2 separate regions of the Homo sapiens genome follow, and region 1 is linked to region 2. A link is an interaction called in ENCODE POLR2A ChIA-PET data of the cell type or tissue named here. Cell type or tissue: GM12878. All regions are shown on one strand. Each heading gives the region's core, and the rest is flanking DNA. Links, peaks and the distances in the headings are about the cores only.

Region 1 (4,398 bases), core at 234-4,233, 190 kb after region 2:
GGCGGATCACGAGGTCAGGAGATCGAGACCACGGTGAAACCCTGTCTCTATTAAAAATACAAAAAATTAGCCGGGCATGGTGGCGGGCGCCTGTAGTCCCAGCTACTCCGGAGGCTGAGGCAGGAGAATGGCGTGAACCCAGGAGGCGGAGCTTACAGTGAGCCGAGGTCACGCCGCTGCACTCCAGCCTGGGCAACAGAGCGAGACTCCGTCTCAAAAAAAAAAAAAAAAGGTATCTTTTCTAGTGCAAAATAGCAGCATAGAAGCAAACTGGCTCTCCTTCCCCCTGCAGAATACCAAAACCAAATATACAGCACTGAAGCTATCACCACCAGTATCCCAGATCTCAATATAAGGAGGAGACAGTTTCTAGGGCCACAGAGAAGTAAAAAAAACTTAAAGCAGACAGTAAGAGAATTGTTCTTCCATATCTGCTTATCCTTCTCCACAATCTGCCTGGCACCAAGTGAGCAGAAAAATTCCCCTGAGCTCATGATTTTTACATTAGAAAAAGTAAGATGGAAGTGTACAACCAGCTTCTTTACCTTTTTGAGTTCTCTGGTAAGAGATCTGTCCCTGCCTCAACTCATAGGAAGCACTGAGAGTGCCTGAAGGAAAAAATATCCCTGAGGATAGCCAGAGACAAAGAAGGATAGCCAGAGACAAAGCCAGGTCCCAAGTGTGAACCCCTAGCCAGCATTCCCATCCTACTGGGATATCCCTATCCTCTTTGGGACCCACCCCCCACTTCATTTGGAACAGGCAGCACGCTCAGTGTTTACTAGAACTGAGGCTTAAAGTGCCATCTGGTGCCAAAAAGGAAGCAATGACGTAGTGGGAAGAAAGGAAAAAGAAAGAATATCAACATGCAAATTGCAAATTACAAAGAATCTCTAGGCAAACATATCTAATAACCAAAAAAAAGCAAAGCAGAGAAGACTGGAACAAATAACTAATCCTTCAATACAAAGATGTACATTTACATCCACAAGACACAGTAGCAAATGGAACCATGACCTCTTCAAATGGACAAAACAAGGAATCAAGTGAACCCTTATCACATATCACATATCACAATACTGTGATATGTGAACTCTCTGACCAAGAATTCAAAATAGCAGTTTTAAGAAAACTGAGTGATCTCCAAGACAGCCCAGGCAATTCAGAAATTTATCAGATAAATTTAACAGAGATCGAAATAATTAAAAAAATTATGGGCACAGTGGCTCATACCTGTAATCCCACTACTTTGGGAGGCCAAGCTGGGAGGATGGCTTGAGGCCAGGAGTTTGAGACCAGTCTGGGCAACATAGTAAGACTCTGTCTCTACAGAAAACGAAAAAAACTTAGTTGGTGTCTTGGCATACGCTTATAGACCCAGCTACTTTGGAGGCTGAGGTGGGAAGATCACTTGAGCCCTGGAAGTCGAGGCTGCAGTGAGCCATGATTGTGCCACTGTACTCCAGAATGGGTGGCAGAGTCAGACTCTGTCTCTAAAAGAAGAACAAAATAAAATAAAACAGAAATCTGGGAACTCAGCCGGGCACAGTGGCTCACGCCTGTAATCCCAGCACTTTGGGAGACTGAGGAGGGCTGATCACGAGGTCAGGAGATCGAGACCATCCTGGCTAACATGGTGAAACCCCGTCTCTACTAAAAATACAAAAAATTAGCTGGGCGTGGTGGCATGTGCCTATAGTCCCAGCTACTCGGGAGGCTGAGGCAGGAGAATCGCTTGAACCCAGGAGGCAGAGGTTGCAGTGAGCCGAGATCATGCCACTGCATTCCAGCCTGCGCAATGGAGCGAGACTCCATCTAAAAAAAAAAAAAAAAAAGAAATCTGGGAACTCTGAGAAATATATTTGCTGAACTAAAAAATTCATTAGAGGCTCTCAACAGCAGAAGGGATCAGCAAAAGAAAGAATCAGTGAGCTTAAAGATAGACTGTTTGAAAATGCACAATCAGAGGAGAAAGAAAAGGTATGAAGGTCTACAAGATATAAAATATTATCTCAAAAGATTAAATCTAAGAATTGGTACTCAGGAGGGAGTAGAGCAAAAGCAAGGAGTAGAAAGCTTATTCAAAAAATTAATAGCAGTAGCTGGGGATGGTGGCTGACACTTGTAATCCCAGCACTCTGGGAGGCGGAGGTGGGTGGATCACCTGAGGTCAGCAGTTCGAGACCAGCCTGGCCAACATGGTGAAACCCTGTCTCTACTAAAAATGTAATCAAATTAGCTGGGCGTGGTGGTGCATGCCTGTAATCCAAGCTACTCGGGAGGCTGAGGCAGGAGAATCGCTTGTACCCAGGAGGCGGAGGTTGCAGTGAGCTGAGATCACACCATTGCACTACAGCCTGGGCAACAAGAGCAAAACTTGGTCTCAAAAATAATAATTATAATAATAGCAGAAAATGTTCCAAAACTTGAGAAGGAGATATTTATGGCCAGAGAACACCAAACACATTTGACTCAAATAAAACCACCCCCAGGCATATAACAATAAAACAGTAAAACTGTCCAAAGGTTATGGACAAAGAGAGGATCTTGAAAGGAGCAAGATAAATGAAGCAAATAGCATATAAAGTAGCTACAGTTCATCTGGCAACAGATTTCTCAGTGGAAAGCATACAGATCAGGAGGGAGTGGAATGAAAAAAAAAAATGCCAGGCTGGGTGTGGTGGTTTATCCTGTAATCCCAGCACTTTGGGAGGCGGAAGCGGGTGGATCACTTGAGGCAGGGAGTTTGAGACAAGCCTGGCCAACACGGTGAAACCCCTCTGTACTAAAAATATTAAAAAATTAGCTGAGCATGGTGGCATTTGCCTATAATCCCAGTTTTTTGGGAGGCTGAGGCACGAGAATTGTTTGGACCTGGGAGGCACAGGTTGCAGTGAGCTGAGATTGCACCACTGCATTCCAGCCTGGGGGACAGAGTGAGACTCTGTCTCAGAAATAAAGGGCTAGGTGTGGTGGCTCATGCCTGTAATCCTAGCACTTTGGGAGGCAGGGGAGGGTGGATCACCTGAGGTCAGGAGTTCAAGGCCAGCCTGGCCAACATGGTGAAACTCTGTCTCTATTAAAAATACAAAAATTAGCTGGGCGTGTTGGCGCGTGCCTGTAATCCCAGCTACTGGGGAGGCTGAGGCAGGAGAATTGCTTGAACCAAGGAGGTGGAGGTTGCAGTGAGCCAAGATCACACCACTTCACTCCAGCCTGAGTGACAGAGTGAGACTCTGTCTCAAAAAAAGAAGAAAAAAATAAAGAGAGAAAAGAAAGAACTGGGCCAGGCATGGTGGCTCATGCCTGTAATCCTAGCACTTTGGGAGGCTGAGGCAGGTGGATCACCTGTGGTCAGGAGTTCGAGACCAGCCTGGCCAACATGGTGAAACCCCATCTCTACTAAAAATATAAAAAATTAGCCGGAAGTCGTGGCGGACACCTGTAATCCAAGCTTACTCAGCAGCCTGAGGCAGGAGAATCACTTGAACCAGGGAGGTGGAGGTTGCAGTGAGCCAAGATTGCGCCACTGCACTTCAGCCTGGGCAACAAGGGCGAAACTCTGTTTCAAAAAAAAAAAAAAAAGAAAAGAAAGAACCTTGTTATAACTGTAAGTTTTTTTTTTGTGATTTCATGATAACCATAATGCAAAAACCTATAATAGATTCACCAAAATCAAAAAGCAATGGATTAAAACATACTACCAGAGAAAATCACTTAATCACGAAGGAAGACAGTAAGGAAGGGAAGAGTTACAAAACAACCAGAAAAAAAGCAGCAAAATGCCAGTAGTTGTATTAGTCTGCTCTTGCACTGCTATAAGGAAATACCCGAGACTGGATAATTTATAAAGAAAGAAGTTTAATTGGCTCATAATTCCACAGGCTGTATAGGAAGCATGGCTGGGGAGGTCTCAGGAAACTTTTTTTTTTTTTTTGAGAGGGAGTCTTGCTTGTCACCCAGGCTGGAGTGCAGTGGCACGATCTTGGCTCACTGCAACCTCCACCACCCAGGTTCACGCAATTCTCCTGTCTCAGTCTCCCAAGTAGCTGGGACTACAGGCACACACCACCACTCCTGGCTAATTTTTGTATTTTTAGTAGAGGTGGGGTTTCACCATATCGGTCAGGCTGGTCTTGAACTCCTGACCTCAGGTGATCCACCCGCCTTGACCTCCCAAAGTGCTGGGATTACAGGCTTGAGCCAGTGCACCTGGCCAGGAAACTTTTAATGATGGCAGAAGGCAAAGGGGAAGCAGGCACATCTTACATGGCCAGAGCAAGAGGAAGAGAGAGAGGGGAGGTGCCACATACTTTTAAACAATCAAATCTTGTGAGTACTCACTATCACAAGAGCAGCACGAGGGGGAAGTCTGCCCCCAAGATCTAGTCACCTCCC
Region 2 (4,398 bases), core at 197-4,196:
GCCACATACGAAACAAAAGAGTCTAAGAAAGAAGACCTAGTATTTATATTCTGGTGTGTAAAAACAAAAGAAAAAAGTACTTTTAAAATGCAAGGATTATTATTATCATAGTCAGTCTTACCTTTGTTTTTCTTATAAATGGGATTCAATAATTTTTTTTTTTTCTGTAGGGCTCCTGAAAGTGCACCTTTAAAAAGCAAGATGATTTATGCTAGCTCTAAAGATGCCATTAAAAAGAAATTTACAGGTACAAACTTGAATATTTGGGGCAGAGAAATTATTCTTTATTAATTATAATAAAGTAATAGGATAATGTTTTTTCTTTTTAGGTATTAAACATGAGTGGCAAGTAAATGGCTTGGATGATATTAAGGACCGTTCGACACTTGGAGAGAAATTGGGAGGCAATGTAGTAGTTTCACTTGAAGGAAAACCATTATAAAATGACAGTCAAGTGCCATCTGGATCTTAAGGAGCTTCCATTTCTCCAGCTCAGTCCATTGGAATAGTATTAGGTTTTGGTTTTTTGTTGTATTTCCCCCTTTCCACTGGGCCCTTCCAACACAATGAATGAAGGAAATATCATTTATTTAAGCAGCCTATCAGTGATTGCCATTAGACTGTTGAATACTGTTACTTTTATATAGAACCCAAGGAATGCCTTCCTGTCATATTTTAGCCAAAACAACTGGTTATATGCCTCCCTTGCAGCAAGCACTACAATGTATGTGATCGTCAATGTGAATAGCTTAGAATACTGCAAAGGATAAGCTAATTGAATGCCTTGAAAGTATTATCCACTGGTCAGATGGTCAACTTTTTTCAGTATTATTTATAGTTGGCACTTGATTGCAGTTCTGTGAGGCTTGAGCATTCATACACCTCACCTGCCTTGGCAAGCCTATTTTAGTGATATGGCAGCACGGATATAACACTATGCATTAAAAGCACTTTTTGTAATAAGTTTAATATCCTAAAAGGAATGCCAATTAAGTTTTGTTAACTGTGTCATCAACTTATCCTAGTACCTCAGTGTTCATTCCTGTTACCTGCATATCTTCTTAAAAGAAATAGCTGTTATTAATGCCTTTTTGTTTTCCATTGAGTGTACACTACTGAATAAGTGTAGGAGTTTTATGTTTACCATGTGAGTCCTGCAACACTAAAGATATTTTGAATATCAGTCATGATGGCAATTTCTGTATAAAAGAGCCTTAAATGGAACATTGTTTTGAGATCAAACTCCCCACCCTCACAAAAATGGCCACGTTGCAATAAAAATTGTGGCATATTACAGAACGTTGCCTTGTTTTCCTTGGAAATTTTGCAAAATGTTATGTGAAACAACTTCTAGGGTAAAAACAGCTATTACTAATCTCTGCACTGGTCATTTGAGAATTTTTTTTGTACAGCATTCATGTGTGATATTTTCCAGATTTGTTGGATCTATTTGGTTTAAAAAGTATTCTATCTTAAGGCCAACTAATATAAAATACCATTGTTAAAGAATGGTACTTTTATAAACATTAGTGTATTTATTTCCTATGTGTTAATATGAAGATCAGAAATTATTTTTTGCACTTTGGCATAAATACTTTTCAATATCTGATTTGTTCTCTGGATAAATTAGCATAGTTATTTTTTTATTCACATTTACATTTCTAAGTAGTTGTATAGTAGAAGCAGGAAGCTCTTATTGCTTATTTGGTCGTAATGAAAATAATTTGTAAAATGTCCTTTAAAAGTTTAATGATACTTCTGATGTTTCGGAACAGTCATTTCACCTACTATTTCTGAATATATTTTGCAAATTGAATTGGAATAGGAATTGATAATAGCAGTCTTAAACATTAGTAGTGGGATTTGGCTATGGTCCAGACTGTGCTCCTTATAGAGAATTTGATCTGCTCAGTGTGAGCGGTTTGCTGTTAGCCAGGGCTATTTATGGCAAACACATGCTTTTGTATCTTGTCATAGTTATCCACAAATGGCAAAACTGGACTTGATTCTACTGGTATGCAAAACAGGCATGCTAGTAAGCAGTCAGTCGTGGCTCAGAACTTAACCCCATAGCTCAGAGGAATGCTTTTAGCAGAAAACAGGAAAGAAAATATCCCTTAAAAATTTTTTTTGAATGTGTGGAAGTAATTTTAGTATAATTAGATTTTTTCCATATTTTTGAAAGATTTTTCAGATGTGAACATTAAAAATAGGGATTAAATGTCTAGGCTTCCATTTAAAATTATATGAATGGTTTGGGATCTTTTTGCACTGAGCAATTTTATTTCAGGCTTCCAGCTGTCCCTGTGAGTTATCCTGGACATTTCGATGGTTTTTGGTAAGGCCAAACTCTGATAAGCAAAACAGAGAATACTGACGTATACTTAACCATATGTGTAACTGATACTTGGCACCATGGAATTTTTCATTGAGTTATTTCCTCATTCTTTTAAAAAATAAGGGACTATAAATCAGTTATGTAGTATCTTTTGTTTTTGTAGCTGATTCCTTAACTTTCTTGTATGCCTCTAGTAATTTCAGAGATTAAATATTGCTTTAAACTGTGATACTTTGATTTGCTAGATTGACAAAACTGATACTAATATAATTAAGTTCATCTTTGAAATACATCTTTGTGCGTAGAGCCAAAAAAAGAGATAAAATTAATAATAGTTCACTTGTTATTTGAGATTAATTTGGCATTTGAAATGATCATTTTATTTTACAATCATTTATAATGAATCAATGTTCCAGTTAGCTTTAAAAGGTATACGGTGCTAATTAGTAAAATATTGAAGGCAATATTTTACTGCTAGCTTGCAAAGTTATGAGAGTTTAAAAAATAAAATATATGAAAATATGTAAAGCTGTTGAGATGTGTTTACTTATACTTCAGAACATTAAAAGTTTAAAAACTGGTATTTCAGATCAAAGAGGCATCATTATCTTTATTCTGTTTTTCAGGATTTTAGTTGGTAATACTTTCTCATTTATCAATAACAATTTTCTTTAAAAACTGAGTGTTACAGCAATTAATTTTAGCATTTTCAGACAAATGGGAACAGTTGGCATGTGTCCCAAACTGGCTATCAGCTGTTGTTTTCCATCATTATCTAAAATAGTGTGGCCAGCATTGTGTATTGAAATGTGCCTTTTTCGTACATTGGAAGAGAAGCCTCTTACTGGGTTTGAGTTTCTCTGATACAGAACATTTGTAGCAGCTAATTTATGGAATCTGGCAAATAAGCTTTGGGAGGAAATTCTTTTAAAAGTGTTTTCTTGTTAAGGAATAATCTCAACAATGGTAAATCATCAAGAGGTTGAGAAGACTCTTAGGTTTGCCACTCAGAAAAAACAGTCTCATTTTGCTCTTCATAGGTCCTGTTTTTGCTTGCACATTTAATAGTAGGTGGAGATGCAAAACAACGTGAATGTTCATTTTTTTATGAATAGTATTAAAGCTACTAGAGGTGGGCAGGCAGGTCCCAGTAAATGTTGCCTTTTTTTTTTTTTTTTTTTGAGACAGGGTCTCACTCTGTTGCCCAGGCTGGAGTGCAGTGTCAAAATTTCAGCTCACTTCAAACTCAACCTTCCCAGCTCAGATGATCCTCCCACCTCAGCCTCCCAAGTAGCTGGGACTACAGGCATGCACCACCATGCCTAATTTTTTTTTTTTTTTTTTTTGTATCTCTTTTGTAGAGACTGAGTTTGGCCATGTTGCCTAGGCTGATCTCCAACTCCTGGGCTCAAGCTGTCCTCTGACCTCCGCCTCCCAAAAGTGCTAGGATTGCATGCATGAGCCACCACTTCAAAAGCTCAAATACTGCTTTTGAAGACAGCATGAGTTTATGGATGTTCTGTCTCCTTTCAGCCCATAAAGAAGTCTGAGGCTTTTCTTTTGCTCTGGAACATCCAACTAATTGCTTTATTTCCATGTAGAAGTAGAGGAATCATCCCTCCACTTAAATTTCCTCTCATAATGCAATTTGGCAAATTAAATCTCTAAATCTCAGTTTTTTAACCCATAGTATGGGAACGGTAATATCTGTTTACCATGTTTCCTGAGTACTAAATATGGAAATGGTTTTTGAAAACAGGAAAATGCTATGTAAATGCAATAATCTGTTTAAACTATTCATTCTTAATTACTGTATGTAAGTAGATAAATATTAAATGTTTTTGTTAAAAGATGTATTACAGATCATTGAACCTCTATTTTTGTAACTTCCGTGTGTGTACATATATATATGTATATATATATGTATATATACACACATACACACACATTTTTTTCTTCTTTTTTGGACAGGGTTTCACTCTATTGCCCAGGCTGCTGTGCAGTGGCACAATCATAGCTCAATATAACCTTGAACTCCTGGGCTCAAGTGATCCTCCCAC

The links. Peaks named below come from ENCODE experiments on the same cell type or tissue, not always from the same donor. Only the 100,000 strongest peaks of a DNase experiment are listed, where the experiment ranks them.
Region 1: POLR2A ChIA-PET joins it to region 2 with 8 read pairs; 2 of 35 experiments call an interaction of 5 or more read pairs at or near these places.

Annotation. Positions count from the first base shown.
Region 1 is chr14:34,519,073-34,523,470 of GRCh38, reverse strand. All of the region lies in intron 5 of EAPP (E2F associated phosphoprotein), which reads left to right. Among named protein-coding and RNA genes, the nearest start is that of EAPP, 18 kb to the left of the region's middle. In GM12878, for the core only: no CTCF peak of the experiment used is centred there; no DNase peak of the experiment used is centred there.
Region 2 is chr14:34,708,909-34,713,306 of GRCh38, reverse strand. CFL2 (cofilin 2) reads left to right here. Exons shown (of 4, transcript NM_138638.5): 2 at 1-53; 3 at 171-247; 4 at 330-4,194. The coding sequence ends at 442. Among named protein-coding and RNA genes, the nearest start is that of CFL2, 3.5 kb to the left of the region's middle. In GM12878, for the core only: no CTCF peak of the experiment used is centred there; a DNase peak (open chromatin) is centred at 1,956; H3K4me3 peaks cover 1,855 bases; H3K27ac peaks cover 1,555 bases.